Linked DNA regions of Mus musculus: regions 1, 2 and 4 are each linked to region 3. The links are chromatin loops, found by intact Hi-C in ENCODE. Cell type or tissue: gastrocnemius. All regions are shown on one strand.

What was found. Hi-C counts contacts between places; a loop is a spot of excess contacts. Peaks named below come from ENCODE experiments on the same cell type or tissue, not always from the same donor. Only the 100,000 strongest peaks of a DNase experiment are listed, where the experiment ranks them.
Region 1: it touches region 3 in a loop (5-fold over the local background); 24 of 42 quality-filtered maps call a loop at or near these places.
Region 2: it touches region 3 in a loop (5-fold over the local background); 22 of 42 quality-filtered maps call a loop at or near these places.
Region 4: it touches region 3 in a loop (5-fold over the local background); 8 of 42 quality-filtered maps call a loop at or near these places.

Annotation. Positions count from the first base shown.
Region 1 is chr6:120,198,310-120,206,309 of GRCm38, forward strand. Ninj2 (ninjurin 2) reads left to right here. Exons shown (of 4, transcript NM_016718.2): 3 at 334-518; 4 at 1,704-2,029. The coding sequence ends at 500. It overlaps B4galnt3 (beta-1,4-N-acetyl-galactosaminyl transferase 3), which reads right to left. Exons shown (of 20, transcript NM_198884.2): 20 at 2,444-5,609. The coding sequence ends at 5,501. Among named protein-coding and RNA genes, the nearest start is that of Gm25327, 59 kb to the left of the region's middle. In gastrocnemius, no CTCF peak of the experiment used is centred here; a DNase peak (open chromatin) is centred at 4,225.
Region 2 is chr6:119,921,120-119,929,119 of GRCm38, forward strand. It overlaps Rad52 (RAD52 homolog, DNA repair protein), which reads left to right. Exons shown (of 12, transcript NM_001166381.1): 12 at 1,353-1,704. The coding sequence ends at 1,414. Wnk1 (WNK lysine deficient protein kinase 1) reads right to left here. Exons shown (of 28, transcript NM_001199084.1): 27 at 5,928-6,115; 28 at 2,850-5,568. The coding sequence ends at 5,251. Among named protein-coding and RNA genes, the nearest start is that of Rad52, 22 kb to the left of the region's middle. In gastrocnemius, a CTCF peak has its summit at 3,280 (motif pointing left); DNase peaks (open chromatin) are centred at 3,286 and 5,392; H3K27ac peaks cover 692 bases.
Region 3 is chr6:119,788,194-119,796,193 of GRCm38, forward strand. All of the region lies in intron 4 of Erc1 (ELKS/RAB6-interacting/CAST family member 1), which reads right to left. Among named protein-coding and RNA genes, the nearest start is that of Erc1, 56 kb to the right of the region's middle. In gastrocnemius, a CTCF peak has its summit at 4,576; a DNase peak (open chromatin) is centred at 4,576.
Region 4 is chr6:119,843,693-119,851,692 of GRCm38, forward strand. It overlaps Erc1 (ELKS/RAB6-interacting/CAST family member 1), which reads right to left and starts at 4,458. Exons shown (of 21, transcript NM_053204.2): 1 at 4,185-4,458. It overlaps 3110021A11Rik (RIKEN cDNA 3110021A11 gene), which reads left to right and starts at 4,501. Exons shown (of 1, transcript NR_030776.1): 1 at 4,501-5,337. In gastrocnemius, no CTCF peak of the experiment used is centred here; DNase peaks (open chromatin) are centred at 4,154, 4,498, 4,831 and 6,365; H3K4me3 peaks cover 2,810 bases; H3K27ac peaks cover 2,705 bases.

The sequences.
Region 1 (8,000 bases), 410 kb after region 3:
ATGGGTGGGCACTTCTCGGCAGCTGATAAATGACTGACCCTACTAGCTAGTGACAATTTCTTGTGTCCATTGTATTGGAAGTACACCTTCCCTCGTAGACGTTTTTGCATCCCAATGTCCATTCTATGAATCATCCAGTAGATGTTTCATGTGCTAGAAGACTCAAACACACTTCAGTCCAGTGACTTCATTTCTTCCTGATCGGTCTCCAAAGCCAGGTTGTCTCCAAATTCATGGGTGGGGAGAGGGAAGCTCCAGGCTTTGGCCCTGTTAGATTGACCCTTACCCACCCACCATCCACCACCACTCACCCTGATCTCCTTGTCTCCACAGCCATCCTGAACCTGAATGAGGTAGAGAACCAGAGGCATTTAAATAAGCTCAACAATGCTGCCACCATCTTGGTCTTCATAACCGTGGTCATCAACATTTTTATCACTGCTTTCGGAGCACACCATGCAGCCTCCATGGCTGCCAGGACCTCCAGCAATCCTATTTGATGACTACCTAGGTCCCAGGTGAATGAGGCAGAGGCCCAGAGGACCTCAGATCCAAGGGCTCATCAATGACTTTCTCGGTCTCTGGAGGTCAGAGTACGAGGGCTCTCTTTCCGTCCTCCCACCACCACACACACACCAAGGGGGAAGGTCTATAGTCCCATAGGCAAGGGAGTCCTTGAAGAGCTGACAGGCCTCCCAAAGTACACACACCATGGGGGATGGGATACATGTGTAAATCTCCCACAATGCATGTACCATGGATGCTGTATTGCATGCATGAGTCATGGATGTATCTGCACCTTGAATGCTAGGTTATAGGTTCGAGCCTATACACGCACACTGACTGTTGGTATACAAATGTCAGCCTCCAACAGAATCTTCACAGTTGGTGCTTGTTTATAAGCATGCCTCCCCCAACTCTCAAGTACACACACCATGAGGGCTGGCAAGCTGGTTTCAGGCTCCAACCAGGGTATTCAGAGAGTGCTGGCTTAAAGCACGGGCCTCACACAGGACATGCACCATGAGCGATGTGTTACAGGCATGAGCTTCCCACCGTACATCCACAAGCTCTGGTGTGAAGGGATGGGCCTGCCACGGCAAATAAATCATGAGGGATACAGGAGTCGGCCTTCCTCACTCTGTGCACCATAAGGGCTGGGTTATAGGGACAAGCCTCCCACAGTCAGTACACATAGCATGAGGGGGACTTAGTGAAACCTGCCCCTGAGACCTTTGCTCTGAAGGGGTGACTATCCTTCATTTCTTTTGCTGTTTGCTTTCAGGCAGTGTTTCTTGTAACCCATGCTAGACCTAAGCTTCCTGTGTAACTAAAGATGACAGGTGTGCCACACCCAGCTGGTTTTTAGGCAGACCCCACCCCCAGCTTGGGATGGAACGGAGGGCCTGTGTGGTTAGTGTCTGTTGTGGCCTGTTGGCAAGAAAAAGATGGGGCTGTGGTGTCTACTTGATGCTGCCTAACAGCACAGTAGTCAGGCATTGCTTGGTCCCCTACTATGGCAGATGAGCCAACAACAGCATCCATAATGCTCCCCCTAGGAGCAGCCTGGAAACTGCACTTCAGGGCGCCTGAATGACTCCATTCTTTACTTACATCAGCATGCGGACTGGGTGTAAATCCAGCCCAGGAGGAGCCTCATCTGGCCCCGCCCCTGCATTACCTTTTGTCTGTTTTCCCTGCAGGAGCTGGGTCTAGAGCCACTTCAGCCTTTGTCCCTGACTTGTCAGGATAACTAGCATTTCCCACAGCCTCCAGGAGAGCTTCAAGGGCTACGAAGAAACCCCTGCCTCTTGTCCACAGCACCAGAATTAAAGTGGGCCTCTTTCCTGGGTGACGTAATTGCACTTTGGTCTGGAGGCCCGAGCTGCTTCCAGCAGCAGTAACTCGGTCTGTTAAGGCAGCTCCTGCACAGCCTGCACACTCTGCACTGCCTTCTTTTCCTGTGCTCCAGGCCTCAATGTTCCCTTTCTGCAAAATGGAATCTATCTATAAAGATATCTGAAAATTCACCGAGTTAGTCTTGCTGTCTTCAGTCCAATGGGTTCTAAATCAGGCTGGTGCGTGGATACCTCATCATCTTCGTCCTCAAAAAGGCTTATTGTCGTCTGTATGGTGACAGAGGTCACTGAGTTCTGGATTGACGAATGCACACATAGCCTTTTAAAGAATCTACTATAAACATACTCCACTTTTCACACTAATGATGTCTGGTGTCTCTTAGGTGTGTTCTAATAATACAAATGTTTGGGGCCGGAGAGATGACTCAGCAGTTAAGAGCACTGACTGCTCTTCCAGAGGTCCTGAGCTAAACTCCCAGCAACCACATGGTGGTTCACAACCATCTATAATGGGACCCAATGCCCTCTTCTGGCATGCATATGTTACATGCAGACAGAGCATTAATGTACATGAAACACATTAATCTTTTTAAAAATAATTTATTTTCATCTTATGTTCATTGGTGTTTTGCTTGCATGAATGTCTGTGTGAAGGTGTCAGGTCTCCTGGAACTGGAGTTACAGACAATTGTGAGTCACCAGGTGGGTGCTGAGAATTGAGCCTGGGCTCCCTGGGAGAGTTGTTGATCTCAGCCACTGAGCCATCTCTCCAGCTCTGAAACACATACATCTTAACAACAACAAAAATACAGATTTTCACTGGTGGGAAGGTTAGTGAGCAAAAGCCCTTGCTGCCAAGCCGGAGGAACCCCATATGATGTGAAGGGAGGAGAACGGATCACTGAAAGCTGCCCTCTGACACCACCCTGCACTGTGGCATACATACACCACATACATTCTAAATGATTACATTTTTCTTTTTCTTTTTTTGAGACAGGGTCACACCATGTAATTCTGGTTGGCCTGGAACTCACTATGTAGACCAAGCTAGATTCAAACCCCAAACCCACAGTTTCACCTGCCTCTGCCTCTGGAGTGCTGAGATGAAAGGCATGCACCACTAAACATGGCTAAAAGCATTTAAGAAAAAAGGGGAGGTGGGGGGAGAAGTAGAGAGACAGCCGAGTAGTTAAGAGCACCGGCTGCTCTGCCAGAAGTTCTGGGTTCAAATCCCAGCACCCACCTGGTGACCTACAAACACCTGTAACGCCAGTTCCAGGGAATCTAATGCCCTCTTCTGGCCTCTCTGGGCACTAGGCACACAGGTGGCACACAGACACGCAGGCAAAACACCCATATACATAAATTCTTGAAAAATTTTTGCCTAGGTCAAACATAACTAGGGAGGCCAACTCACACTTGCGAAGCCTTAGTAGGGCATCTTCAACTCACACAGAAAAGATTTTCTTATGTTTATCTATTAGCCTAGGCTGACATGCTCTCCTGACGTTTCTGTGTTAGCATCCCAAGTGCTGGGATTACAGCTGCACGGTTCTAGCTTGTCTTCCTCACTAGGACGGGGGTGGGGGACTTTCTAGTTGAGACCACAACCTGGGCTGCTGAGACTAATAGACTCGGGACACTGCTGTGCCCTTCCCAAGCACAGCACAGAAAATGTCCCTTCTGCTGGCAAGCACTGAACCAGGAGTCAAGTCAGAAGGGAGGGGATGGATGGTCCTTAGCGTGTCCTTGAGCAGACAGCTGAGGGACATGAATGGCTTAGGAACACCCCTGGCTCTTCCACCCAACCCTTTCCTACCTTGATTGGGCAAGAAGGAAACAGCCGCTTGTTTTCTAAGATGCTGACTTTAATGCCCTCCTCCCTCTCCCCACCCACGGCACTTTCCTCTCTCTTAAGGCAGATGGTAAGGAGGTAACAGATGTCAGACACAAGGCACTAGACCTGGGAGGGAGGAGGCAAGCAGGGTGGGGAGGCCCAGGGGGATTCTAGTCCTTAGGACAGAACAGGAGGGCTGCAGCCACCGGCTCTGGCCTTCGAGCACAGGGCCCAAAGTTTCTGGTTTCAGAGAGAAGCCCGGCGCTCCAGCTGTTCTGCTGCAGCCTTAGCCTGCTTCCTGTGCACCTTTTCTAAAGGGCAGAGGGCCTGAGCAGGCAGGAGAAAAAGCTGCAGCCCAGAAACAGACGGCCCTGCCCTTCGGATAGCTTCAAAGAAAGGCCCGGTGGGTTCCCAGAGGGCCCCACCTTGGATGTGCCAAGCTCTGCTCCTGGCACTCAGAGCCCACCACGTGGGTCCTGCAACTCCAGATGCGGCCCTCTTGATTCACAGCATAGTGGTCACGCTCTGCAAAGTGGCCCTGCTGCATACCCACCAGCCATTTCTCACAGCAGAAAGATGGTGCCCTGACCCTCACCATCCCCCTTCACAGACTGAGCTTAATTAATGCCCAGCATTCAATGCACCACTGGTGAAGCAGCTGCAGCAGAGCGTCTCCAGCCAGAGAGGACCGGGATTATTAGTACAGCTAAGTACGCGCCATCAGGTGGACAGAAGGGGTTGCAGGCTGCTTCTTCTCAGAACTTAGCCATTTTCCAGCTTTTCCTGCCCCTGTTCTTGTCTGTCCCATACCTTGCCCTGCCCTTTATCTGAGGGCCCGGTTTCACCTCCTTATTTCTTTAGGGCTGGGAGGCTGGGCTCTCTCTGCAGGAGGGCAAGGCCACAAGGGCACTAGGCTTGCAGTATACACATTTCCTTCCCTTCCTGCCTTTCTATGTTGCTTGAGTCCGTCCCCAAGTCTCTCTTAAGTAACTGAAAGGCTATTCATGTCACCTTTGGTGATGCCTTCCTATTCTCTCCGGGTCTTACCTGGCAGGAGAGTCAAAGGAGAAGGGGCATTTCTTCTTCTTGCTTGATCTTGCTGGTTTTACACCAGCCCGTATGTCAGACACTTGGGAGAATGGGCCCTCTGCCCACCCATTCCCACCCGACACCCCACTGCAGTAGGAAGATGCCACCAGTGTTGGGCTTCCAGTCTAGAGAACTCTCTGTCTGTCCGACTTGGGTTACTGGCCCGATTGGGTTAAGGCCAGCTGTTCAGTAGCCACCAGGAGAGATGTGTGGGTTTAGAAGGCACGGGCTGGGCCTGGAGCTGGAAGTACTCTGCATGGGACCAGCACCTCAGGGTGGGTCTGAGGTCTGCAACGTACAGCTTGACCCCAGACGGTGCTGGGTCTAGACAGAAGTCTTCATTCTCTGTTAAAAAATTACCCACATTCCCCCTCCCACCCCAAATAAAATCTGTCCCATTGAAGTTTCTGGTTCACAGTCACCACTCCCTGTGAGGAGCACTGGGCTGTGGGAATGCACCTTAGTGGACAAGATGGTATTCTAAGCAAGCAGGTGTTGTCTTCCTGACCTCACTGCCCAGCATCTGTCCATCTGTCAACTTGGTGAGCAGCAGAGGAGCCTTGGCGCTCGCCTATCCCTGCATGAAGGGACAGTTCCCGGTGGAGAGGGCAATTAGTGCTGAGGCTTCAGGTCCTCAGAGTCCCTCCTCAGCAGCAAGCAGGGCACTGAGGTCAACCGCAAGTCAAGGAGCTCTAAGCGGCTGGCCCACCCGGCGTCACGGCATCTTCATTTGGCGACGGTTCCACATGCCTCGCTTGGAATGGAAGTGATGGAAGAAGTTCCTGAGGGAGAGCCGCTCCACTTCCAGGCCTGCTTGGAGAATCCTGGAGGGGAGAGGGCAGTGTGAGCCAGCAAAAGGAGGCACACAACGGTACCCAGGCAACAGGCACCCAAGAGCAACTGGGCCCCTGAGGGACCCACCCTTCCACATGTTTGTCAGACCCTGCCTTCCTTTCTCTGGTTGCTTCCCTCCAGCAAGCCAGGTATAGTGGAGCCAGCCTGCTTGGGTTGCAGTCCCAGCTGTGTGAGTCAGAGAGTTGCCTATCAAAGATGCTCTCTCTAAGAGAAGACAATAATTTTATAAATCTGTGTATTTATATATACTCACTCATCCTCTCTAATTACACACACACACACACACACACACACACACACACACACACACTCACACACGAGATGCATTTGCATTTGTAGCATGCAGAACAGTTTCCAGCACACACCAATTGCATTTACAGTATCAGCAGAGACAGGAACTGGAGAATCCGCTTTTTTCCGACTTTTTTCCTGCTCTTGTTTGTCGTGTATGGGAAATCATCCTGTGACGTAACTCAGGCTGGCCTCAAACTCAAGATTTTCTTCTGCCTCGCCCTCCTGGAAACCGGGATTACAGGTGTGGGTGCCACCCAGTGCTGGGGGTCAAAGCCAAGGTCTCACCCAGGCTAGGCAACACTTTCATCTGAGCAGTTGGCAGTGGCAGGGTCTCTTTCCAAAGAGGCCTTTACTTCAAACTGGACTGCAGCTAGAGGGAAGCAGCCCTTTCCTCAGGTGGCAAAGACAGCAGGAGGGTTAAGAACTATTTTGGAAGTCTGCATCAAAGCACAAAGCCCCAGCACAAAGGGCATATGGGACAGTAACTGCTACACTGCGCTCCCATCTGCTTCGGGGTCTTCTGGGATGTGGCTCCCTGTGACTGTTATTTGACACGAGCTCTCTGAAACTCTCCCTACCCCACCTTTAACTCTCGGTATTTCAATGTTCCCTTTTCTTCCCTCCAGAGGGAAATCAAAGCAGGTCTGGTTTTTAGGCCTTTGATGCTTTACAGGGGGAGAGAGAAGGGGGCAAATAATCAAAAAAAAAAAAAAATCAACCACCTTGCAAACCGGTTTCCCCTCTGAGAAATGGAGACAACGGCACGGAACACAGGAGTTTGGTAAGGAGGAGAAGCGAGGCCTTGGGCAATGAGACCTGCCTATTATAATAACCCAGAAGTTATTATACCTTGCTACCTGCCTCAGGAAGTAGCATTGCCCCTGGTGCCTCTGGTCTCGTTCCTTTTTCCTTCTGTGGACACCCTTCTGGCAGTTAGAGGCTCGCTTTCCCCTCTAGGGCATATCTTAAGGTTGAGACCTCTCTCTTTCCTCTTGGGAACAAACTTCTTGAAAAAGGAGTCACATGCAAATGTGGGAGAAACTCCAGTGCCACCTTCTCCTCCCCTTCCCACAGCCTGGCATCCCCGAACAGCCCTGCAGGAACACTTTCCTGACCCACCTGCTGAACAAATCCACTGCTCCCCTGAGTCCTCCCATTTCTCTCTTTCCTTTCTTTTCTGGGGGAGGGGGGATGTGGGATTGAGGTGGGGAGTGGGGGTCTTGCTGTGTAGCCCAGGCTGGCCTTGAACTTATGACAGTCTTCCTGCCTCCAGCTCCCCAGTTGGGTGGGGTTAGCAGCATATGCAACCACACTAGGCTAAGGATGCTAATGTATGAGTGGATGCAAAGGCACAACATGTGCTGGGATATGAGCTTCAGTCTGTCTTAGTTCCAGACTGTCTCTCCCTCTGATGTCAGGAGCTCCTGTCCGCAGGAATGCTGCGACACCTTCCCTAACAATGACCCCGCTAGCCAAATCATCTTCTCCTAAGTTGCTTCAGTTGGGTACTTTGTCACAATGATGGCAAGAGTAGCAAATAACACACACACACACCCTACCCCTGTGCATATATTGTATATATACATTCTTTTCTTTAGTACTGGGTTTAATACCTAGAACTGAGTGTAAGGCCACACTCATGCTAAGCAGGTGCTCTATAACCCAGCCCTCTCCTTCTTCTCTGAGACTATTACTTCTTTTCAAAACCCGCTCCTTCCTCACCTCAAGGAACCCAGACCCCCCTGGATATCCAATTGTCATTTAAGGATCCATACTTGCTTATTTTGCTGGCCCCAACTCACTCCTGACCTTTAGCCAATTTCCCAGCATCCTCTACAGCTTTCGGCCTCGCCTCCAGCAGCTATGGCTAGAAGGAACACAATCTCTGGCTGGGAGAATTCTCATCTTAGCTTGTTCTGGGAGAATGCTCATCTTAGCCTGGGGGCTCCCCTGGTCCTAAGAACATCATTTTCATTATCTGGCTCCAGGCTCTTGTTTTACCCCTGACAACACAACCAACCACTCACACTGTGACGCACAGTAGAGATACCAACCCCCTCTGCTGG
Region 2 (8,000 bases), 130 kb after region 3:
AGAGATGGCTTAGCAGTTAACAGTACACACACTGCTCTTGTAGAGAACCTGGACTTAATTCCTAGTACTCATGTATTGCTTCACATACACAACTGTCTACACCACCAGTTCCAAGGAGACTGGATACACCTTTTCTGGACTCTGGGCATGCAAGCAGCATATAGACACACATGCAGGCTAAACCCCAGCACAAAAACTAAAAAGAAAGGGTGGGGGGATGATAAACAGGACTCAGTAGCACATGCCTGCAATCCTGGCCCTCAGGATTAGTGCACCTCTCCAGAGAGAACCAAGTGTACTTCCTTTGGTATTTTGTCTGTGGAAGAGGCCAGCCTGAGCTCTATGAGGTATAGATATGCCTCATAAAAGATGAAGTCTGTGGGCTGGGTATTTAGTCCAACCAATGGTATAACACTTACCTAGTATGTTGTAAGGCCTTGTGTTCAATCGGGCCAGTAAGGAATACATACATATTAAGATCCTGTCTCAAAAGGAGAAAAAAAAAAAAAAAAAAAAAAAAAAAAGCTGGGCAGAGTCCTTTACCTGAGCAGTTCAGGTAAAGATAGTGGTTTGATACAGGGGAACACCAGGGCCAAAAAGGGGGAGTGGGTGGGCAGGGGAGTGGGGGTGGGTGGATATGGGGGACTTTTGGTATAGCATTGGAAATGTAAATGAGTTAAATACCTAATAAAAAATGGAAAAAAAAAAAAGATAGTGGTTTGAGCTTTGGACTCTGGACATCATGGCTAGATCTGTTTAGATCTAGAATGTGGTGTGTCCAACATGAGACTTGGGAAAGTTATGAGTGTTTGCATTGACAAAGTTACAAACTTAATTATTTTTGTAACTTGATTGCATGGCTCTTGAGCTGCAAACTTTGATGATAGTGTTTTATAATGTCAAAATGTTGGACACACTACTTGTCCTGATTGCATTTAGATCACTTCTTCCTCAAGGTAGATATGTCATAATGAGAATGACACCACAATGGTCACTCATTGTGTGTTGTCTAAATGAGGGTTGTTGGCCAATACAGTCCAGAAATGACTACATCCCAATCACAGCCCCCCGCCCCCCAGTCCCTCTCCTTCTCAGAGCCTAAGGGAAGCCTCCCTTGGGTACCACCTCTTCCTGGGACTTCTAGCAGGACTAGGCAAATTAGGAGTCCTAATCAGGCAGTCCAGTTAGGGGAAGAGGATGCAATAGCAGGCAACCGTGAGACAGGCCCTATTCTAGTTGTTAGGGGACCCACATGAAGACCAAGCTGCACGTCTGCTATAAAAATGTTGTGGTGGGGGGGGGGCTACTGTTTAAAGTCAAGGCTGCTGTATTTAAACCATTATCTTCTACAGAAGACTCTGAACCTCATAGGAAGAGCCAGGACCTGAAGAAAAGGAAACTAGATCCATCCTGAGACTCAAGATGTCACTAGACCGTCACAAAAGGACTTTGGAAAACTGCAGTTTGGTCACAAAATTGTTCCACCTTGGCTCATGCTGAACTCTTTAGAGGACTATAGAGGAAGCTAACTACTTAAAAAGGTTGTCATACCCCATGATGGGAAGGAGGCCAACAGATAAACTTTGTTCAGTATTACTCACTCCTAAGCTGATTCTAGGACCTTGCAGGCTGCCTTTCATTTAACGATGTTGCCCACCAAGCCCCAGCATGACTGTTACCTACATTAAATTATGTGTGACCTCATCTTTCCTTTGGCTTCAGGTTTTTAATGTTTTCCACTAAGCATTGCTATGAACAAGGTCATGTTGTCGGTTCAGGATCACATGCGGATCCATGGAGGAGTCTCCCTTTATCCAGAGATGTGCCAACACTTAAAACGGGGTGCTTAAGGCACTGGATTAGTTGGCATTCTTTTTAGTAGGTTTTTTCCTTTGGAGATGATTTTTTTTCATGTAGTCCTGGAACTTGCTTTTTAGACCAAGCTGCCTTGAACCTGTCCTCTCCCTCCTGAGTGCTGGGATTAAAGGTGTGCACCATCACACCTGGCTCCTATTAGTTCTGCTGTTAGTGTTTTTTTGAGCCATCAAGTAATGTTTGAACACTGACACTGGCAGAATTGGTGTAACTTACAATTGAGATTACTGGTAGTTTAGGCTTCTTGCATGGCTGTACTTGGCAAAGGCATAGTTAGGGTAAGATTCTTATCATACTACATGAATAGTGCACCATTTTAAAGAATTGTTTTCTCTGGCTGAAGAGCCTTTGAGTGAAAAGCCATGGGTTGTTGGGAAGCCATAATTTCTCACTTAAAGAAGGGTGGAATTGGCTACACAGAGAAACCCTGTTTCGAAAAAACAAAACAAAAGAAGAAGGGTGGAATCATGATCCATATGGTTTCTGGGAATTGAACTCAGGATATTTGGATGAGAAACTACTTAGCTGTCTCCCTAGGAATAGGTGTTTTAAGGAAGTAACTGTTCTTTAACTATACCACACCCAAAGTTTCATGATTCTTTTCAAAGGAACAATGAACTTCCAATTCTACTTAAGCTGAATTTAGGGTTATGCTATGAGGGAATTGGTGAGTCCCTGGGACCAGGCACAGGCTTGGTGAGAAAGAAGTGCCTCTAGCCCCTGTGCCTAGTCTTGAAGCAGGGACAAGATCTGTTGGTGAGAAACTGAGACCTATGTCAGACGCTGTTGACTGACAGCAGTTTGCAATAATTTCCCTGCCATCTAACAGCTGTTGCTTTGCCTTTTCCTGAGGACTAGCAACAGACTCCTTGGAGAAGTGCCACTTTCACCCTTAACAGCACGATTTTAGTTATAAATGGTAGGGCCAGTGAGGACAAAAGGGTTTTTTGTTTGTCAGAAAGAACAACCCACAGTTCAACAAAAGCAAGTTTGGTTTATTTGAATGGTTTCATTAAATAAGTCTACAAAGGTAACAAACTGAAGCACAAAGCGCAATCTTACAGAAGCGCAGCCCCCGGAGTTAGTGCAAATGTACAGGTAACGGCTGCTGAGAAACCCCAAGGTTTGAATTCAGTTTTAAACAGTGTACATTGTTAAATAACGTAAGGAAAACATTTATAATTCGGAAAGTTCTTTTTAAATGTGGAAAGATACTCAAAGTGTACTATTAACACAAAAATAATTTAAACAGTTCAGTAGCACTAGCTCGTTTCTCTAGGCTTCAGTTATTTCATCCACAGGAGGGGGAAACCAACAGTAAGTAAACCTCTGTGAAGGGGGAACAGACCTCACTCAGAATGACTAAACCAAACACCACATGCTGCATTTGGCTCCCTCTACTGCTGGTATGAAGCACTCAGTCATCCTGTAACCTGCTTCACTCCCACAGTACCTCTTACCGCTCCCAAAAGGAATAAATGAGTCAACACTTTGGTAGCACGACCTGAAACAAAAGCCCTGCTCATTACACTTCCCTCTCCTGAAACTTTCAGCTCTCACTTGTATCTTTGGGCCTCGACCAACTTAAAAAGAACAAGACTCTTACAGGAAGAAGCCTTGCTAGTGTGGCAACTCCTGGGATGTGTCATAAAGTTGGAAATGTGTCAGTTCCCAACTCAAGGTGAAGGAGGAAGCACCCAAGAAATGAGTTCTACTTTTTCCACTTTTCCAGAATATTCAGATCCCAAACAGCCAATTAGGTCCCTATTGCCAGAAAATCAGATAATACTGGTTGGTTGCTGTTATTTGGGGATATGGGTATGAAAATGTGAGAGTATTAGCTCTAATATAGAAGTACAGGCAGCACAATAGATTCTGACTGTGCAACCATTTGGACAGCTAGGAAAGGAAATAAGCACTTTTTCCTACAATGCTTAGAAAGTTAGAAGTGGGTTGAATTCCCACAATACAGTACTTAAAGCAGAGAAAGTGTGGTGGTACTTGTGCAACAAGAGGTGGGGGCAACCGAGCAGGTTTCCTTAGAGCAACATTTTCCATCTGTGACTTGGCACTGTCATCCTTCCCAACTTAAAATCTAGCCCACTCCCCTCTTTTTGTTTAATCTCTTCTAGATCTCGTTTGTTCACTGGCCAAGCATCACTTCAAACAAGCTTGTCCCCACATCTTCAGTCCTTATCTTTCACACACAGCTCACAACCCTCCTCATTCTTTCTGAAACAGAACTTTGTTTTCAACCACTGATGCCAACTTCACTGTGCTCACCTTACACCTGCTCTAGGCAAAATTGAAACGACTGAGAAAACAAAACAAAACAAAACAAAATAATAAACCAAACCAAAACCAAAAACACTTTCATTTTCCCTTTGGCATATCCACTGCTGGGGTCATGTGGACCTAAGATTTCTTTCCACATACCCTTTGGTGACCTGGGGTCTGGTAAGTTGATGCTAACAGCAGAAGCAATAGAAGTCCAAGGCACTAAAATATCCAGCAAGCAATACTGGGAGAACAGAAGTATTCAAGTACAGTAATTTATACAATTTTACATTCACATTTATTTATCTAATACAATGGAAATACAAAGGAAAAAGTTAAAGTGTCTTAATAAGTAAAGGACAGAGCTAGCTTTTGTGTGTGTGTGAACCTTTTAAACCTTTCAAATTTTTCTCTTAAAACTAATGTTGTCCAACAACATTTATATATCACAGTGTTTCCACATCAAAACTGATGGCAAAGTTACATGTCCGCAGGGAACGTTATTGTTTTCCCTAATTGCTAATGCTGCAGTCAAAGCTGCTAATATCTTTTGCTTAAAGCATTAATGACCTATGTAAGAAAGGGTTGCAACCCCAGTCCCCTGGTATTTTTCACTAGGTTGTAAAAGGGGGGGAAAAAGTGGGGGTAGGGATCAGAGTGGGAGAGAACCTTTGTCTTAAGGTGTGCATTGTTGAGGGAATAAGGAATTTGGGACACATGTCAAAATTAAAGAGCTCTGCCCACTTACAGATACAGATCGGGTTTGGCTTACATTGAGCTCTTGGGGCTTTCTGGTAACAAGGTTCTCTTCTAGTTCTAGGCCTTACTGAGGGGTACAAAAACAGAAAAGCAGTCTCAAGCAGCCCCTCCACCAGAAAGCTGTTCATTCCTTCTTTTTTAACTCCAACAAACGGAGAAGGAGGGTGGTTCTCCATTCTGAGGGCTCAAAATGGTATTAAAAACATTCCCTTCTGGCAAGAAATAACCAGTTAAATGCAGCACTAGTAGTTAGTATATAGGCTACTTCCCCACCCCCCCACCCCCCCAGCATTCCATTTCCTGCCCCCAAATCTACTCAGTTAACATCCTTGCTGCTGACTAGGTGGTCCGTAGATTGGAACCTGGGGGGTTGCTGATGGACTTCTGCAAATTGCTGATGTTGAAATTTTGCAAGGATGCTGTTCCTACAGGTTGGAACTGGCCAAGTGGCTGCGGTGCTGGACCACCTGTTCCACTCCACTGAGTGCCAAATGGGGCAGGTGGAAAACCATACTGCTGTGGGGGACACATGGATTTGGTGAAGTGACCTAGAGAGGTAGCAGATGCTGCAGAGATGGGGGTAGAGCCACCCAGGTTTGAGGTCATGGGAACACACAGCTGCCCAGGAGCAGAGAACTTCCTTGCCATTCCAGGGCCCTAAAAACAAGAAAGTAGCAATGAGAATTTGATGAAAAATGGGTGATACTATAATGCTGTTGTAGAGCTGAGATGTTCTAATCTTAGCATTATCAAAATATAACGAAGCCGCCCATATTTATTGGCTTTACCCTTAACAAGGAGGAGTGAAAAGTAGGATCTGAGATGTGTTTTATGTGCACATGCAGGTAGTGCAGGATGTTGAAGAAAAAGGGTACCAAAATGATTGCTGCCTTGTTTTCTCAATAATAGAATCCACAGGCTACTGAAGATGGTAGTGGTAAGGATGGCATACCAGCCTTGGCTGTCCATGACATGTCTGTGTATAGTCTGGCAGGTTAGGAAAAGGGAAGACTCACCTCATAATTCATGTGTCCTTTGCTGCCTCTCCTGCCTGAAAGATTCATGGCATCTCGGGCCCAGTTGTCTACTAACTTGTGCAGGTCATCTGTGAATGTGCCCTTCCTACTGGAAGTCATAGCAGGAGGCTGAGCCTGGGCAGCCTGGCTACTCACTGTTCCTCCAACGGTATTTGTGCTGCTGGTCCCTAGAATTATAAGTAACACAATATTAGCATTAAAGTAGGGTTCTGGGATATAACTTTGGGGAAAGGGGAAAATGTCATAGGGTAATGATTGGCAAGCCACGGAATGGGGAGAATATTTGGGAAGCCATGCAGGAGAGGAAGATTTTGAAGTATTACTTATCCATTTGCTTTTGCACAACAGGTAGTGAAAATGGTTTCTCTTCCACAGCTTGTAGATAAGGCTAAACAACATGGAGTGATGGCAGGCATGAAGGGAAGGGCATTTTCTAACACTGGGACTGTCTGCCAGTATTCTATTCCCAGCAACATACTGATGAGGGAGTGATATGGTCCACGGGGCTGGCTGCTATGGAACTTTGAAGAGAGCAGGGCCAAAGAAGTACTGTGCACTGGGCAAGTTATATAGTACAAAGGCAGAGATCAGGGCTTCTGTGGAAAAGATGGGGTTTCCAGACAGCATGTATGCTGTGGCATTCGTTCTTTAGATGCTCTTCAAACAAATAGAAATAAGGAGATGCTACATGCTTTGTTTAAAAGTTTTCACCTGAAACCATAAACATAAATTTGAAAATATAAATTTGGAAGGAGTCGAGGCTTCAACTCCTCTCTATGTCCCATGAATAAAGAACTGAGTTTTGGCAGCAGCAGAAATGCCTGAAATTCTCAGCTCCATGAAGTTATGACTTCTTGAGGACTTGGGTTTTAACTGGTCAAGGATTCTCATCCCTTCTCCCCATTCTTCCCAACAGAAGAAGCACTCCTGGGTTGAAGCAACAGGAAAATGCAGCTGAGGCAGGGGTGCAGAGGGGAGAGAAGGCATAGAGGTTATGATGAAGGATTTCTATTTCTATGGTTTGATGAAAAAGAAAGGAGGAGTCTGTGTCCTGCCTGATTTCGGTTCAGCTGGAGGGCACACTGAAGGTTATTCGTAGAGGCAAGTTTTAGGGAAGAGGGAAAGAAGAGTCATGGTCTTATTTTTGGTTTTTATCCCCCACTTAATTAGTAGACTTTACATTTACTACACAGTAAATAAAGGTTACTAATGTTGTGAGCCAGAAGGTCCTACCATACTCAAGGAACTCTGGGACTAAATGCATGCGTTTTCCTGCTTTTAAATGCCAAAGCAGCACACCAGAGCACAGCAGCACACCTGAAGCAACCCTACTGCAATCCACTGTTGGTACCAAAGGGTGTATCTATTTTACCACAAAGGGAATGTCTCTAGCTAAAAGCATGTCTGTGCTAGAGGAAAGCTAACTTGGGTAAAGGTGCAGAATAAGGATGCTCACATGCTTCTTTGGTTGCTGTGGCAAGACATGAATTGTTGCAGTCACATGGTGCCTGCTAAAACTGCAGAGGATTGTTACTATACAGTGTAAAGGTAGAGTAATTCACCTACAGTATAGGAAACCAAGTGGGAAAGTATAAAAGCACAGGAAACAGCCTTCCTTGAATAGCAAGTGTGGGACAAAGGTGCAGTGGGAAGGAAGCACAGGCTGTGAGATGGGCAGTTACAACAGTGAGGAAACCCAGAAAGCAGGCATGTGGCATGCACGAGGACTAGCATCCTGCTAGATGACAGGCCAGATGATCGAAACAATAAAAATATCCACAAGTGAGCAGAGCTGTCGATGCCAGATGAGAAGCCAAGGCAGGGTGAGCACTGCTTGTCAGAGAGCTCATGCCAGAGGTGACACTTCTCTAGTCTCATGCTCTTGATGTTGTGAGGGCCTTTAAAACTAAACACCATTCATTTTAGTCTATATTCCTCAATACTGTATTCTAAAAATGAGCTTTACCGTACATGTGAGCGTCACCCTACAGTTAGCTTTTTATTGTAGTTTCTGACTATAAAGTAGGATTAACAGGCTTTCTGCGGTGTGGT
Region 3 (8,000 bases):
GGGCATGAAAGGGAAAGACAGGGAAAGGAAGAGAAAGGGGGAGACAGGAGTGAGAAAGGAAAAGGAAGAAGGAAAGAGAAAAGGTAGGCGGAGATGGGAGAGGAGGAAAAGGGAAAAAGAAGGAAGGGAAAGAAGAGAATGGGGGAAGGAAAGAAGGAAAAAAGAAAGGGGGAGGGGAGAGGAAGGAGCAGAGAAAGGAGAGGGCCAGAGGAAAGGAAGAGAGGGGCAAGGGAGAAGGGAAAAGAAGAAAAGGAGAAGGGACAGAAATGGGAAAAGAAAAGGAAAAAAAGAGGGGAGAGGGAAGAAGAGGATGGGAGGGAGAAGAGGGAAGAAAAGGGCAAGGAGGGAGGGAAAAAGAAAAGAGAAAGAAAAATAAATGAATTATGGGTAGAAGTCATGCCTTTAATCTCAGCACTCAGAAGTCAAGACAAGAGGATCTCAATGAAAAGCCTGCCTGTCTATACAGTGAGACCCTATCTTCAAAATAAGTATATATATTTTTAATTTTTAAAAAACATATGGGTAGATATACTATTTGAATTTCCTAATAACATCACATAGTTTCTAATATAAATAAGAAATATGTTATCTCCTCTAATTACCAAATGGATAACCTTAAGTTTGAGAATAAATTAGTAACAATTTGTGCTTCTTTTCTTCAGTAGTTTCTTTCATTTTAAAAGTAAAGAGGCTGGGGACTTATCTGAATGATAGAGGACTTACCTAGCATGCATTGTTTCCTAGGTTCAATCTCTATAACCATAAAATAATAACTCTAATAATAATAGTATATTATTATTAAATCATACTACAGCCTTTGGCCTAGCATGTGCAAGGCCAATGCCATAAAAATATGCTGACCATATCAACATTATTGAAAGAAACACTTATGACTGAAAGTAACACATAAAAGTTCTGAAGTTTCTATGAACATAGTGGAGCATGTGTCCTTGTGGGATGGTGGAGCATCTTTTGGGTATATGCCTAGGAGTGGTATAGATGGGTCTTGAGGTATAACTATTCCCAATTTTCTGAGAAACCACCAGATTTATTTCCAGGGTGGTTGTACAAGTTTGCACTCCCACCAGCAATAGAGGAGTATTCCCCGTGCTCCACATCTTCGCCAGCATGTGCTGTCCTTTGAGTTTTTGATCTTAGCCATTCTGATGGGTGTAAAGTGGAATCTCAGAGTTGTTTTGATTTGCATTTCCCTGAAGAATAAGGACACTTAGAGTGCTTCTCAGCCATTAGAGATTCCTCTGTTGAGAATTCTGTTTAGCTCTGTACCCCATTTTCAGTAGGGCTGGTTTGGTTGCTGGTATCTAAATTCTTGAGTTCTTTATAGAGTTTGGATAGTCGCCATCTGTCAGATGTAGGGGTGAATGATGTGGATGTAGATGTCCTTTCCTAATCTGCAGGCTGCCATTTTGTCTTAATGACTTTGACTCACAGAGCTTTTCAGTTTCATGGGGTCCCATTTATTAATTGTTGATCTTAGTGTCTGAGCCATTGGTGTTCTGTTCAGGAAGCTGTCTTCTGTACCAATGTGTTCAAGGCAGTTCCTCACTTTCAGTTTTATTAGATTTAGTGTATCTGGTTTGTCATTGAAATCTTCGATCCACTTGGACTTGAGTTTTATGCGGGGATCTATTTGCATTCTTCTACATGCAGACATGCAGTTAGAGCAGCACCATTTGTTGCAGATGTTCTCCCTTTCCCATTGTGAGGTTTTGGCTTCTTTGTCAAACTATGTTCATATCGGCTTTATTCCTAATAGCCAGAACTGGAAACAACCTAGATTTCCCTCAACTGAAGAATGGATAAAGAAAATATGGTTCATATACACAATGGGATACCTGGCTATTAAAAACAAGGACATCATGAATTATGCAGGAGTGACAGTCACAAAAGGACATGCATTGTATATACTCACTGATCAGTGGATATTAGCCATAAAGTATGGGATAACCAGGCTAAAATCCACAGACCCAAAGAAGCCAAATAACAAGGAGGTAAAGGGAGGATGCCCGAATCTTTCTCAGAAGGGTAAACAAAATAAATAATGGAAATAAGGAACTGGATAGGAGAGGGCAGTAGGGGGGTTCAAGTATAAGGAGAGCAGGAGAGAAATTTCGGGGCGGGGGCACCTCTAGGATGTGCCAGAGACCTGAGATGGGAAGAGAGGGAAGGCCCCAGGGTATCTATAGGGGGCACTCTACCTGAGACTCCTAGCAGTAGGGGATATGAACCCTGAAATAGCCTAGTCAGGCAGGATTCCTAGTGGAGGGATAAGGATAGCAACCCACCCACAAAATCTTTGACACAAACTATATCCTCCCTTCAAGTTGTGCAGGGACAAAGGTAGAGCAGAGACAGAGGGAATGGCCAACTAATCACTGGACCAAATGAGACCCATCCCATGGGCAAGAACCAATTCCTGACACTATTAATGATACTCTGTTGTGTTTGCAGACAGGAGCCTAGCATAAATGTCCTCTCAGAGTCTCCACCCAGCAGCCAATGGAAAGAAATGCAGAGACCCATAGCCAAAGATTAAATGGAGCTCCAGGAGTCCTGTGGAAAAGTTGAAGAAAGGTTTGAGGGACCTGGAGAGGACAGGGACTCCACAGGAAGACCAAGTGAGTCCACTAATCTGGACCCTTAGGGGCTCCCAGAGACTGAACCACCAACCAAAGAGCATGGACTGGACCTAAGCCCCCTGCACATATGTAGCAGAAATGTATCTTGGTCTTCATGCAGGACCCCCAACAACTGGAGCAGGTGCTGTTGGTGAATCTGTTGCCTACCTGTGAGTCTTGTTCCTCTAACTGGGCTGCCTTGTCTGGCCTCAGTGGGAGAGGATGTACCTAGTCCTGCAATGACTTGATGTGCCAAGAGGGGTGGGGGGTGATACCTAGGGGGCGCTCCCCCTTCTCAGAGAAGAAGGGGGTGGGGGATGGGGAGAAGATCTGTTTGAGGAGGTACTGGGAGGGGGTGCTAATATTGGAATGTAAAGGGAATAAAGTAATAAAAAAATTTCAATTAAAAAAAAAAGTCTGAAATTTCTCTTTTTTCAAATGTTAAGTTTGAGCCCTGCTTGCTCTTAGGTCAAATGTTTGTGAAGTCCCCTGACAAAGTCAATCCTCCATATAAGTTCTAGAATAGAGTACTGCATTCACAGAAGAGATGGAAATGAAGCGGGGGGATAAAAAGGCTCCTCACTACTTGTTTGGTACCTTCTCTCATCCAATGATGAACAGTGTGGTTCTATAGCCCTTTGCCATCTGTAGCAGCTACACTGTAATGAGGAAACTATCTTCTTGACAAAATGGAAATAAGAAAATGACATACTAAAAACAGAGCAGGAGAAAATATCTGAATAAACAACATAATTAATGGTCCTCACTTTCCAAAATCACTACAAAATGCCAAACATACTAATACTGGAATTCTTTTTTATTCCAATTCCTTCTATTCACTATCTGCTATTTTCCTCTTTGAGACAGGATCTCATATAAACCAGGCTGGTATTGAATTCCCTATGTAGACGCAACTGACCTTTTAATTCCTGATCCTTCTGCCTACGCTTCCCACTGGTTTATGCAGTGTTGAGATTAAATCATCTAAGATATATCCCTAGTCCACTATCTATTTCTCTATATATCTCTTGCTTTTTTACTCTTATAACTTCTCACTGTCAAGAAAACTCAGATACTTCTCTAATATACTAGCCAAAATTCAGAATTCATAGGCTAGAATCTATACAAATATTAGTACTTTTAACCTCAAACACATAAACCCTAACACATGAAAAGCTGTACTAACAAGATTCAGATTAAAATGTCATAGGAAACAAAACAAACAAACAAACAAAACAGCCAAATAGAATGTAATGGAATTCATTACAAAAAAGTGTAGCCTGGTATAATTGGATAAAACTTTTCATTCCTACACTAGGGAGGCAGAGGCAGGTAGATCTCAATAAGTTGAAGGCTAGCCTAGTCTACATAGAAAGTCCTAGGCCAGCCTGAGCTAAACAGCCAGACCTCATCTCAAAAACAAAACAAGACAATACACCCAACCCAAAAAGAAAACCAAACAAAAAAGCCCACCCAAAAAAAAAAAAAAAAAAAAAAAAAGAAGGCAAACATCTGTCAACATTTTAAAGAGAGAAATAGAGGTCTGAAATATATTACTGAGTTGCAATGTTTTGTACACACAGGAATAAAGAGTTTCTTAAAATTCCAGAGCCAGCCGGGAGTGGTGGCGCACACCTTTAATCCCAGCGCTTGGGAGGCAGAGGCAGGCAGATTTCTGAGTTCAAGGCCAGCCTGGTCTACAGAGTGAGTTCCAGGACAGCCAGGGCTATACAGAGAAACCCTGTCTCAAAAAACCCAAAAAAAATAAATAAAAATTCCAGAGCCAACTTCAATATCCTTTACCAAGACACTGAGACTCATAATTTATTTCTCCAAGTTTGCTGTATAGCAATCACTTGCAAAGTTTATTACAACTCCAAGTGTCCAAGCCCAAAGCACTAAGCAAACATGGCATGCAATTTACTGTGCGTCCAACAGATGTCCTCGCTCATCTATCAAATGGAAGGTGGAACAGCACAGCAATGAAACAATCCCATGACCAACAGAAAACCCAAGCTCCAACCATAATAAGACCTTGACACAAAATATAATTATCAAATATTAATTTTAATATGGGGGTATACAGAATCATGTTCATAAATGAAGCAGAATATTGTAATGAGTAATATCACACATGGTATTTTACTATTATGCTATTTACTAAGTCTAAGAAACCAGTGATTGTAAGGCAAACCACTCGTATGTGTACTGAATGCATGAAGTGAGAGTACAAGAAGCTCTTAAGCACAGAGCCAACTCTCCAGCCCAAATCTGGGAGTCTTAGAAGGACACAGACTGTGAAAATGTTTATCTATGGCACAAGATCAATACCTACTAGAGGCTTAATAAGGAACTGTTGAGGAAGGGGATGAACGAGAACAAAAAGGTAGGAGCAGGCACTTCGGGGCATCTTACTGCTTTAGAAAGTAGTCTACAGGTAAGGTCAAGGTATGTGTTAAAATCTGCCCAGGGTTACCATTTTACCTTTGTTAATTACAACCTCTAATAGATATGTTTATTAATATTCCCGCTATACCAATGAGTCTTCCATGCCAAAGACTATATTTAAAGGTTTTTTTGCTTATGTTTTCTTCTAATATATCTTTTTAAATAGTTCTTCAATTCATCTAGAATTTAATTTTATGTAACTAGGTATTTTTGAAATGATGGCATTATCTCAAAATATTGGCCATATACTTAACAATGCAATATTTCTAGACTCTATTATGTTTTTCTTTGATCAAGCTGGCCTTGAACTTTAAATTCTCTGTCACTGTTTCCCAGGTGCTAGTTTTACAGATACATATCACCAGTGGATTCAAAATATATGTATTCTGATCTACCTACATAAGTCCCCCAAGGGTTACCAGAAAATTCCCAGTATAGACGCATTAAATTGATAAATTGGGGGAAATGACATTTGCATATTAGTTTCTGCAATAATGAAATCGAGTACCATCTTTTCCATCAATGGCATTATTTATTCTCTTCCCTACTCTTATCAAATTAATTAGATAAAACTTCAAGAATGCTCTTAAATATCATTAACACAACCATCTTTACCTCTTCCTACTTCAGTATGTGACTAGTAAGCAGAATGCTTTCTAGTAAATATACATTTACTAGACTATTACTTTCTTAAGCCAGACTATAAAACTATCATTCAGTTCTTGTTTTATTAAGCATTTATTTGGTCTGGAGGCGAAGAGTTATTAATTTTATCTAGAATCGTCAGGGGTGTAGGGATTTCAAGGATAGCCAGGACTCCTTAGTAAGCGTCCATCTCAAAAAGGAAAATTGCTTTGGATACTTCTACTCACATGATCACTACTGCCAAATATACATGGTCACTGCTACTGCATGTACATGCAACACTACACACTGACCGTCAATGCAGAACTGATGGAAGTTAAGTCTTGAAGGAAGAAAAGGATTTCCACAGCCACTGTGCCCACTTGCTTTCAAGTAATTTGAAGTAGCATGATTATATTTCTTATAAGACAATATGCTACAAATGGCAGCCTTGAATTGTTTGATGGTACACTCACAGGGAAATATATTTTCTTTTATCATATACAAAATGTATTTATATGACTTATATTTAAAAAAAAAAGTCTAAAACTCCCAGAGGGTTTTTTTTTTCAGTATTTTCGAGCTCAATATGATCCTAATTGTTCATAAATAAACAAACTGTGACTTCCCGTATCCTTTAGCTATTTGGCATTTATTAGTTCCTAAACTACTAGGATAGGTTGAAATGTTCAGAAGCAGCAAAAACGTAATACTCCTAAAGCAGGAAATTATAATTGGAAAAAAGACATCACCAAGTTTGTATTTGTTTCAATACACACCTGGAATTTTTACTTTTGAGGTGCTGTACAGTTTAAAAAAAAAAAAAAAAGTCTGTGTAGCCCTGACTATCATGCAACTCACCATGTCAACCAGACTGGCCTCCGACTCACTGAGCCTCTGCCTCCTCTGCCTCCTCTGCCTCCTCTGCCTCCATCTCCTTTTCCTCTGCCTTTGCCTCTGCCTCCAAAATGCAGGGATTAAAAGCATGTACCACCACACTCAGTAGCTCCATAGTTTTGTGTTGGTGTTAGTTTCTTGGGTGTTTTCATGTGTTCATTTGAGACAGTCTCTCACTATGTGGACCAAGCTGGCTTACAATTCACTGAGATTTGCCTGCCTGTTCCTCCCAAGTGCTAGGATTAAAGCCATGTTCTATCATGCTCAGTTGAATATGTTTATTTGTTTTTAATTTTCTTCTTCCCAAATCATGTTTAAAAGGGATTATTCAGACTCATCCTAACAGTTCGAGGATCCCCACTTCCCCCCATCAAAATGTGAAAGTTAGCTGGTTATAGCGGTGCATCCCAATAATCACAGGGAAGCTAAAAAGAATTTTATATCTAACCAGAAGCACTGGCTCGTTTTAAGTCAACTTGATATAGTATAGAGTCATTTTGGAAGAGGGAAGCTCAATTAAGAAAATCCAACACAGCTCCAGACTGGCCTGTGGGCAAGTTTATAGTATATTTTCTTAACTAGTGACAGAATGGAGAATGGGAGAAAACCCAGCCCATTGTGGGTGACGCCATCCCTGGGAAGTTGGTCTAATGATATATAAGAAAGCAGGCTGGGGCTGGTGAGATGGCTCAGCAGGTAAGAGCACCCGACTGCTCTTCCGAAGGTCCTGAGTTCAAATCCTAGCAACCACATGGTGGCTCACAACCATCCGTAATGGGATCTGACTCCCTCTTCTGGTGCATCTGAAGTCAGCTACAGTGTGCTTACATACAATAAATAAACAAATCTAAAAAAAAAAAAAAAGAAAAATAAAGAAAAGAAAAGAAAGCAGGCTGAGCAAGCCATGGGGAACAAGAAAGTAAGTAGCACCCCTGCATGGCCTCTGCATCAGCTCCTGTCCCAGGTTCCTGCACTCAAGGGCTGGCTTTCCTCAGTGATGGATTGTGATTTAAACTGTAAGTAAAATAAACCTTTTTCTCCACAAGCTGCTTTTGGTCATAGTGCTTGTACTGGCTAGTTTTGTGTCAACTTGACACAGCTGGGGTTATCACAGAGAAAGGAGCTTCAGTTGAGGAAATGCCTCCATGAGATCCAGCTGTAAGGCACTTTCTCAATTAGTGATCAAAGGGAAGGGCCCCTTGTGGGTGGGACCATCTCTGGGCTGGTAGTCTTGGTTCTATAAGAGAGCAGGCTGAGCAAGCCAGTAAAGAACTCCATGGCCTCTGCATCAGCTCCTGCTTCCTGACCTGCTTGAGTTCCAGTCCTGACTTCCTTGGTGATGAACAGCAATATGGAAGTGTAAGCTGAATAAACCCTTTCCTCCCCAACTTG
Region 4 (8,000 bases), 55 kb after region 3:
TATCTTGCAGGTTTTGATAAGGTAAGGGCCATAAAGATAGAGGTGTTTGCCAGTTAGCTATTGCATCCCCAATACCTAAGGAGCACCTAGAACCATTCTTACTTCAGGACAGGATGAAACATAAAACAATGTGTCTCCGAGCTCAGAAGCTTGGATCTCTTCTCTATCTAAACTCACTCCCTGATGTTCTCAGCATGCCACAATTTTAAATATGAGAAGAAACAGCTTAATTTTCCTGCATATCTCCCCTCAACTTCCAGAATTCCCCCAAAACATGCTTCAAGTGCTGTCTCCACCTTTGTTCTGGTTATTCAAACAAAACAAAACAAAACAAAACAAAAACAAAAAAACAAAAAAAAAACTCACTTATTCTTTAAGATGCTTGCATCCCAAATTCAATTACTACAGCTTATCTACCCTCAATATAGACTCAAAATCCAACCACCTCTCACCATGTCTTTTCCCTATCACGGTCTGAGCCATTCACATCAGAAACATCACACAATCTCCTGACTACTGTGCTGCTTTTTTTTAAATTTATTTATTTTTATTTATACAAGTACACTGTAGCTGCCTTCAGACACACCAGGAGGGTGCATTGGACCCCATTACAGATGGCTGTGAGCCACCATGTGGTTGCTGGGAATTGATCTCAGGAAAAGCAGTCCGTGTTCTTAACCACTGAGCCATCTCTCCAGCCTCTGTGATTTCAACTTTTTTTTCTGCCTTGTCCCCTACTAGAGTTTTAGCACCTAAAACACCTGGCACATAGTACATGCTCAATGTTTTATATGTGTGTTTTTTTAAATAATTACATTATTTATTTTCTATTTGTATGTGCACTGGTGCATGTGTGTATGGTGAACATGTGAAGGCCAGACGAAAACTTGTAGGAATCAGTTCTCTCCTATCATGTCGGTCCTGCGGCCTGAACTCAAGTGTTCAGCCTGGCAACAACTGCCTATACCTACTGAAACATCGCCCAGCCTTCAAAATATATATCTGAACTGAATGAGTAAATAATGCTTAAGGAATAAAGTTCAAAAGGTGTTACCAAGCTAATTATATGTCAAAACAGTCTCAACTACATTAACTCGTTTAGCCATCCTAAGAGGTTAAATACTATTACTATTATTCTAATTCTTCAGAAGACTTTAGGCAGAGGTTAGAGTTCAGAAATTAGGGCTGGAGAGATGGCTCAACAGCTAAGAGCATTTATTCTCTTTCAAGAGTCATGGGTTCTGCCCCAGCACCCACATCAGGCAATTTATAACAGTTTATGTTATATCTTAGCTCTAAGAGAGCTGATGCCCTCTGGCCCTCTGCATACATGTGCTATACATAAACTCACATATATGCATATATAAAAATGTATCTTTTTTTTTAAAAAGAAGTTAAGGTTAAGGCCAGGCACGGTGGCACATACTTTAGTCCCAGCACTTGGGAGGCAAAGGCAGGAGGATCTGAGTTCAAAGCCAACCTAATCTACAGAGCTAGTTCCAGGACAGCCAGTGCTATTCAGAGACACCTTGTCTTGAAAAGGAAAACAACCTAAGCTTAAGCAGCAATATGCCTTACACTACACAATGGCAAGGCCAGGACTGGACACTCACACTCCAAAACACGGAGAACCTCAAGCACCATACAATTCAATTATACTCCACATAATCATGGCCCATCGCTCTCAAAATAGCCGATGACTTATTTGATTCCCTATAGCACTGTGTTCCCTGCTTTCTCCATCAGTGTTTCTGATACCTTATACAAAAATGCATTCAACAACTCCCATCCTCCTTCCTACAAAGTGTAAACAGCATAAAACGGCTGTTTCTCTGAGAACCTTCACTTTTAAATTTCTAGTTTGAAGCTGAATTACAAGACTGACATAGTACTCTATGACTTTAGCAATGAAGAAAAACTTCAGTGGACTCAACAAGTATAGCACAGGGAATAAGAGGCAAATCACCTTAATTTAAAAAAACAAACAAAAAGACAATTCTACACTGTAGCTCAGTAAGAGCTGGAACTCACTTTGTAGCCCAGGCTAGCTTCAAACTCAAGGCAATCTCAGCCTCCTAAGCTGGAATTACAGGTGTGAGCCACCACATTTGCTACAAGACATTTAAGATTTATTTTATGCTCAGTTATAGGAAGGATGGAGAGTGTGAATGACGTGAATGAGTGCAGGTGCCTGAGGAGCCCAAAAGTGGAAGTCAGATCATCAGACTATAAATTGATCTATACACTTTATCAATTAACTATCTTTGCCTCCGTTTCCTACCAATCTCTCTACAGGTAGTTATTTTTTCTGGTAGATGAAAGTCTGTTCATGAAGTTAGCATGAAAAACAGTCAGTTGGAGAACTACTGAACCTAACCTATGTGTTTCTCTCTTGAGTTACAGAAAAGCACTCCCCTGGACACTTCCCCAAGTAAATTAGGTAAGTGTTAGGAAAGTTGCTGTTTAAATTTGATTTTATAGCAGTTTCTCTTCTTTTATAAGTGAACTACTGAGTGCTGTGCCTCTCATTATATTACAATATATATCCATCAAATGGCCTATTTTCTTAACAAGAAATATTTTGTCATAAATGATAAGGCACGTGACTACAATAATCTAATAGAAAACAAGAATCCAAAAAAGACTTAGGTTTATTGTGGTAAAGAGTAAAATGCTGATGGACACTGTTCGCCTTAGTAATGTCTCCCAACAACGTACGATACATGTTCCCACAGGGTACCAGAACATTGTAAAATCCCTTGACTCTGACAATATTCCTTAGAAATGGAGGTACTTACGTAAAGAACAATTTCTATTTCATTTTTTAATATTTAGTAAAGACTGAAATAAAGCCAGGTGTGGTGGCACATGCCATTAACTCTAGCACTTGGGAGACAGAAGCAGGCCAGCCTGGTGGGCAGAGCGAGTTCTAAGATAGCCAGGGCTACACTGAGAAATCAGGTCTCGGAAAACAACAAAACCAAAGAAAAAGGGGGGGGGGGGGAGACAACAGTAAGTACACCTGAAAATAAAAAAATAAAATCGATCTTCAAGAAAGCCAGATCATGTCTAATCTCACACTTGGAAGGCTGAGACAGAAGAAGAATCGGAAAAATAGGGACATCCAGATAACTCAACAGAAAAAAGTGCTTATGTCACAAGTCTAATAACCAAAGTTTGATCCCAGCCATCCACAGTGGGAGAACCAAGTCCCAAAAGCTTTGACCTTTGACCTCAAAGAGGGAGGGAGTAATCTATCGTGTGTATGCCAGGCACACACACATAATGATTAAATAAACGCAAAATGTATCAAGGTCTATTGAAAAACAAGATGTAAGAGACAGTTGCACTTTAAACGCTTAAGCAATTTCATACAGTCATCTCCAACAGAACTGTTCACAGTTCGCTCAAAGCAATCAGCCACAACCACCTGCAACTATTACTCTGAGTCCAGGGCCTTTTCTTAACGGGTCAACTCAAAAATGAAAAATGGTACAAAGAGATCAAGCACAGGAGAGGGGGTTGAGGGGGGCAAGGAAAAGAAAAGGCTGATAGCACTTTTGAGGGGCTAAGAGTAATGAGACTCACTCCTTCATGGTTGGTTGCTATAGAATGAAGTTGTCTAAACACCAACATCTTCCTTCTTGTGTGTAAAAACCTCACTCACTCGCGCTCCCAATTTACCAACCCCAAGTCAACGCAAAGGGATTCTCTTCCCTCAGCGAATTCTACTCATCTGACCAAGAAAAGAACCAAAACCCTAGAGTGGCAATGTGAGATCTGCTGCAGTAGCCCCTCCAGCTACCTCCAAGGCGACATCCATGCCTCATTTTCCATCTGAAATACAACCTTTCCTCTTCTATCTAACCAGGTTCAAAATAATAAGATCATCTTAAACATTTTACATCCGATCCACCTTGGCCGCACCCCAACTCCAGGGCTCCCCAATAGCCCCACATCATGCCTCCCACCCTCGGCTCTCGGTGGGCCAGAAGCCCCCCACCTCCCACCTCCAGCAGCGATCCTTACCGCCAGCGCCTTCGCTCCCGCCCAATCCGGGAGCTCCGCAGGGCGCGGCCGCCGGTGGGCTCGGGTGCGCTGGGGCGGGGTCCGCCCTCCCGACCTCCCCATCCTCCTCCCCACCCCCGGCCCAAAAAGGAGGGGGAGGGGTCCCCAAGCCTCACCTACAGCTCCGCCCCTCCCCAGGGGCGCTCTGCCCTGCCCAGCCAGGGCCGGGAGCGCCGAGCCGGGTAGGAAACGACAAATGCCTCGGCGCCTGCGACCTCTGGGCAGATCGAGGTTCCGCCTGACGAGCGAGCCGCTGCCGACGCGGCCGCCTTACTCTCCTCAGGGCCGCCGCTGCTGCTGCGGTTGCTGCTACTGCTTCCCGGACAGCCTGCCGCCGACACTACCACAGCCGCCGCCGCCGCCGCCACCGCCACAGCACGACCGGCGCCCGCGACGTCACCACGCCCCGCCCCCCGCGCACACCTAGCCCCACCCCCTGTCGCCCGCGCGGCGCCCTCGCCCCGCCTCCCGCTCTCCCGGGCCGCTGGGCTTTCCCTCGTCCCACTGGGAAGCGCCCCGCTACGCCGCTCCACGGGACCGCGCGCCAGGATCGACAAGTGCGGCGCTCCGAGGCCGCGAAGGTAACTGGGTGCCGAGGCAGGGTTGCGCCACACGTAGCGCCGCCCCTCACACACACACCCACACCCACACCCACGGCCGAGCGTCCACCGGGAGCCCGGGCCGCGATATTGAGCGAGGAAGGTGCGGACGAGGAGGGGCGGCGTTTGTCTCCTCCTGCTTGCCGTAGGACGTGGACTGCTGGAAGCCCCAGGAGTGGAGTGGCCTTTCCCAAACCTGGAGTCGCCCCGCCCCTTCCTTGGCAAGCCCGTTACCCGAACCCTGGGACGGCCGCCACCTTAGGAAATAAATAGCTCAGGGCTTGTCATTAGAGCCACGGCTGCCTGGACACCCTTTGTCCAAGAGAAGTTAGCTTCTCTCACCCTTGGCTTTTGCGCTGTGAGGCTGTGGAAGGCAATAATACTCTTGAGTCATCTGGGCTGTCCAAGCGGTCATGGCAAAAGACCCTCGCCTCAGTAGGTGGCTTTTTTTGCAAGGATCATTCCAGGGAGGAAGAGTGTGGGCGGAACCTGATGTCCACATGCAGTGTACTGTGCCAAATGCTTCACCGCGTTACCTTTTTTATTTAGCCCTCACACCAAGCAAGGCGAACTACAAAGCAGCTGCTACCTTATTTTAGACAGCCCAGTTTTCTGCTGCTGAATTTCAACCTTTGCCTTTTGTCAAGAGCAAGCCAAAAAAAAAAAAAAAAAAAAAATACGGAGGTGGGGGCAACACATAGTTACTAATCTTAAAAATGTAGATAAGCTATCTCTAAGCCGAAAATCCAAGGGTGGTGTGAATTACACTCATCCCCATACTCACAGCGCTTATTAAGCTAATTTGAAATGCCTTTGAGATGAGAGGAGCTAAGACTCACCGGTTTACTCATCCCTAACCTCCCACCATCATAATTAACCGGCTTACACTCTTCCTAATCCCATTAACATCTTCCCCCATCCTGTAGTATTCACGTTCATCCACCAAACTATATTTTGTCCTTTCCAGATTCTCTAATTGTTCCCTTCCAAAATGCACTTGGGTCATTACAGCTCCTTGGGCACACTAAACTGATTCCCCTTCAGTACATCTAACATATGACAGCCAATTGTTAGAGAGTGTGCAGCTAAACGGGACTATTCAGCAGCCAGAAAAGAATCTTCAAAGATTTCGTTTCTGGGGCTGGGAAGATGACTTAGTGGATACGAGCATTTGCTCTACAAGCAGGAGAACCTAAGTTTGAATCCCCAGCACCCACATAAAACCCAGGCATGGCTTCAAGTATCTGTAACACCAGCACTGCAGAAGGAGGACAGATTGATCCCAAAAGATGAGCTTCTGATGCAGTGAAAGACCCTGTCTCAAGGCAACAAGGCAGAGGGCAATAGAGGAAGACACCTGATGTCATACTCTGGTTCCTTACACACACACACAGAGAGAGAGAGAGAGAGAGAGAGAGAGAGAGAGAGAGAGAGAGAGAGAGAGAGAAATTGAGAAATTGAGATTTCATTTCTTAGATATCTAGGTACTCACCCATTCAAGCCATTCTTTATGGGCTGTTTTTCCAGATACTTCTCTGTATAATAAGTAAAGAGGCGCTTGCCTTGCTATAGGTGTATGTGTCTCTGTTGGGGGTTTTGTTTATCTGTTCGATGCATGGTCCAGGATGTCCTGGAATTCACAACAGTAGCTGGTCCAGTCTCCCTAATGATGAGATTGCAAGCAAGTGACACTACACCTGGCACTCCCCGGGGGATTTGTATGTGCTTGGCACCTGGTCCCCTTCCTCTTCTCCAGTTTCTCTCTTTTGGGATGAAAATATCTGTCCTGTGTATGTCCCAGCTTTGTATCCTGGAAGTGTGTAACTGGTCTGCTTCTTAGCTAGAGAGGATTTTGCCTCAGGATGACCCATCTCCAGTATCACTCATATATAGTTTAGATAATATAAAGACAGAATGTCTTTTATCTGAAATGCTGGGACCATTCTGTTTTTCAATTTGGGGGTGGGAGAAGATAAAAGGATACACTTAAGGAGGTATCGAGGACAGAACCCAATTCAAAACACAAAGTTAATTTATTTCATGTATATCTTTATCAGCAAATATATCCTGAAAGGCACTTAATGCAAGTTTTTTTGGTTGTTGGTTTGATTTGGATTTGGTTTTTCAAGACAGGGTTTCTCTGTGTAGACCTGGCTATCCTGGAACTCACTGTTGTAGACTGGGCTAGCCCTGAACCCAGAGATCAGTCTGACTCTGCCTCCCAAGTGCTAGGATTAAAGGCATGCACTGCTACCACCTGGCTCATGCAGTAGTTTTAGTTTGTTCATAAAGCAGGAGTTTATAATGTGAAAATTTCCACTGGTGTACCATACTGGTGGTCAGGATTTTTCAGCTTTTGAAACATTCCACATTTTTTATTAAGAATATTTAACCTCAGCCGGGTGGTGGTGGCACACACCTTTAATCCCAGCACTTGGGAGGCAGAGACAGGGAGATTTCTGAGTTCGAGGCCAGCCTGGTCTACAAAGTGAGTTCCAGGACAGCCAGGGCTATACAGAGAAACCCTGTCTTGAACCTACCCCCCCCTCAAATAAATAAATAAATAAATTTAACCTCGCTTTGTTTTGTTTGTTTTTAATTTGGGGAAATGTTTATTAGGTGCCCCCCATGGGAACCTCACTGTATTACCTAGACTGGTCTTGAACCAGGCTCAAATGATACCCTATAAACCCTCAACCTCCTACATGCTGGCACTACAGACTTGTGACACCACACCCCATTTAACCTGTATTTAGTTAGATAAGATTTTGAATTTAGAGTTCATGTGGATGTAAATGGTCTCTTGGAATAAATAGAATGCATTTTTAAGTTGAGGCGGACATAAATCCGATGGCCTGGAGAACAGAGTTATATGGATTGAATTAAGTTTTTGAAATTGTAATCCTCAAAGATGCCATCTTCAGTCTGTGGTATGGCAGCACTAACCAACTAATAGAGACCCTAACAAAGAAGTTGAAAAGCCTGAATATAATGGCTCATATTTATAGCTCCAGCACTCTGATGGCCAAAATGTGAGCATGAAATCACCCTGCACTATGTAGTCTGCAAATAAAATAAAAAGAGGCTGAGAAGTACCTAAAGACGTGTGAAAGGGGAGCATGGACTTGAGAAAACAATCTGTAAGTCAGATCTCTTCCATATCTAGAACTCAATAGTACAAAGACAATCCACATTGTAAAATGAGAAAAGAATATGAATCACTATTTCTTCAAAGATATCCAGATAGCCAAAAGAACTTGAGAAGTTGCTCATTACATTAGTCAGAATTAATTATAGGCCAGCCAGAGCTATAGAGAAAAACACTGTCTCGGC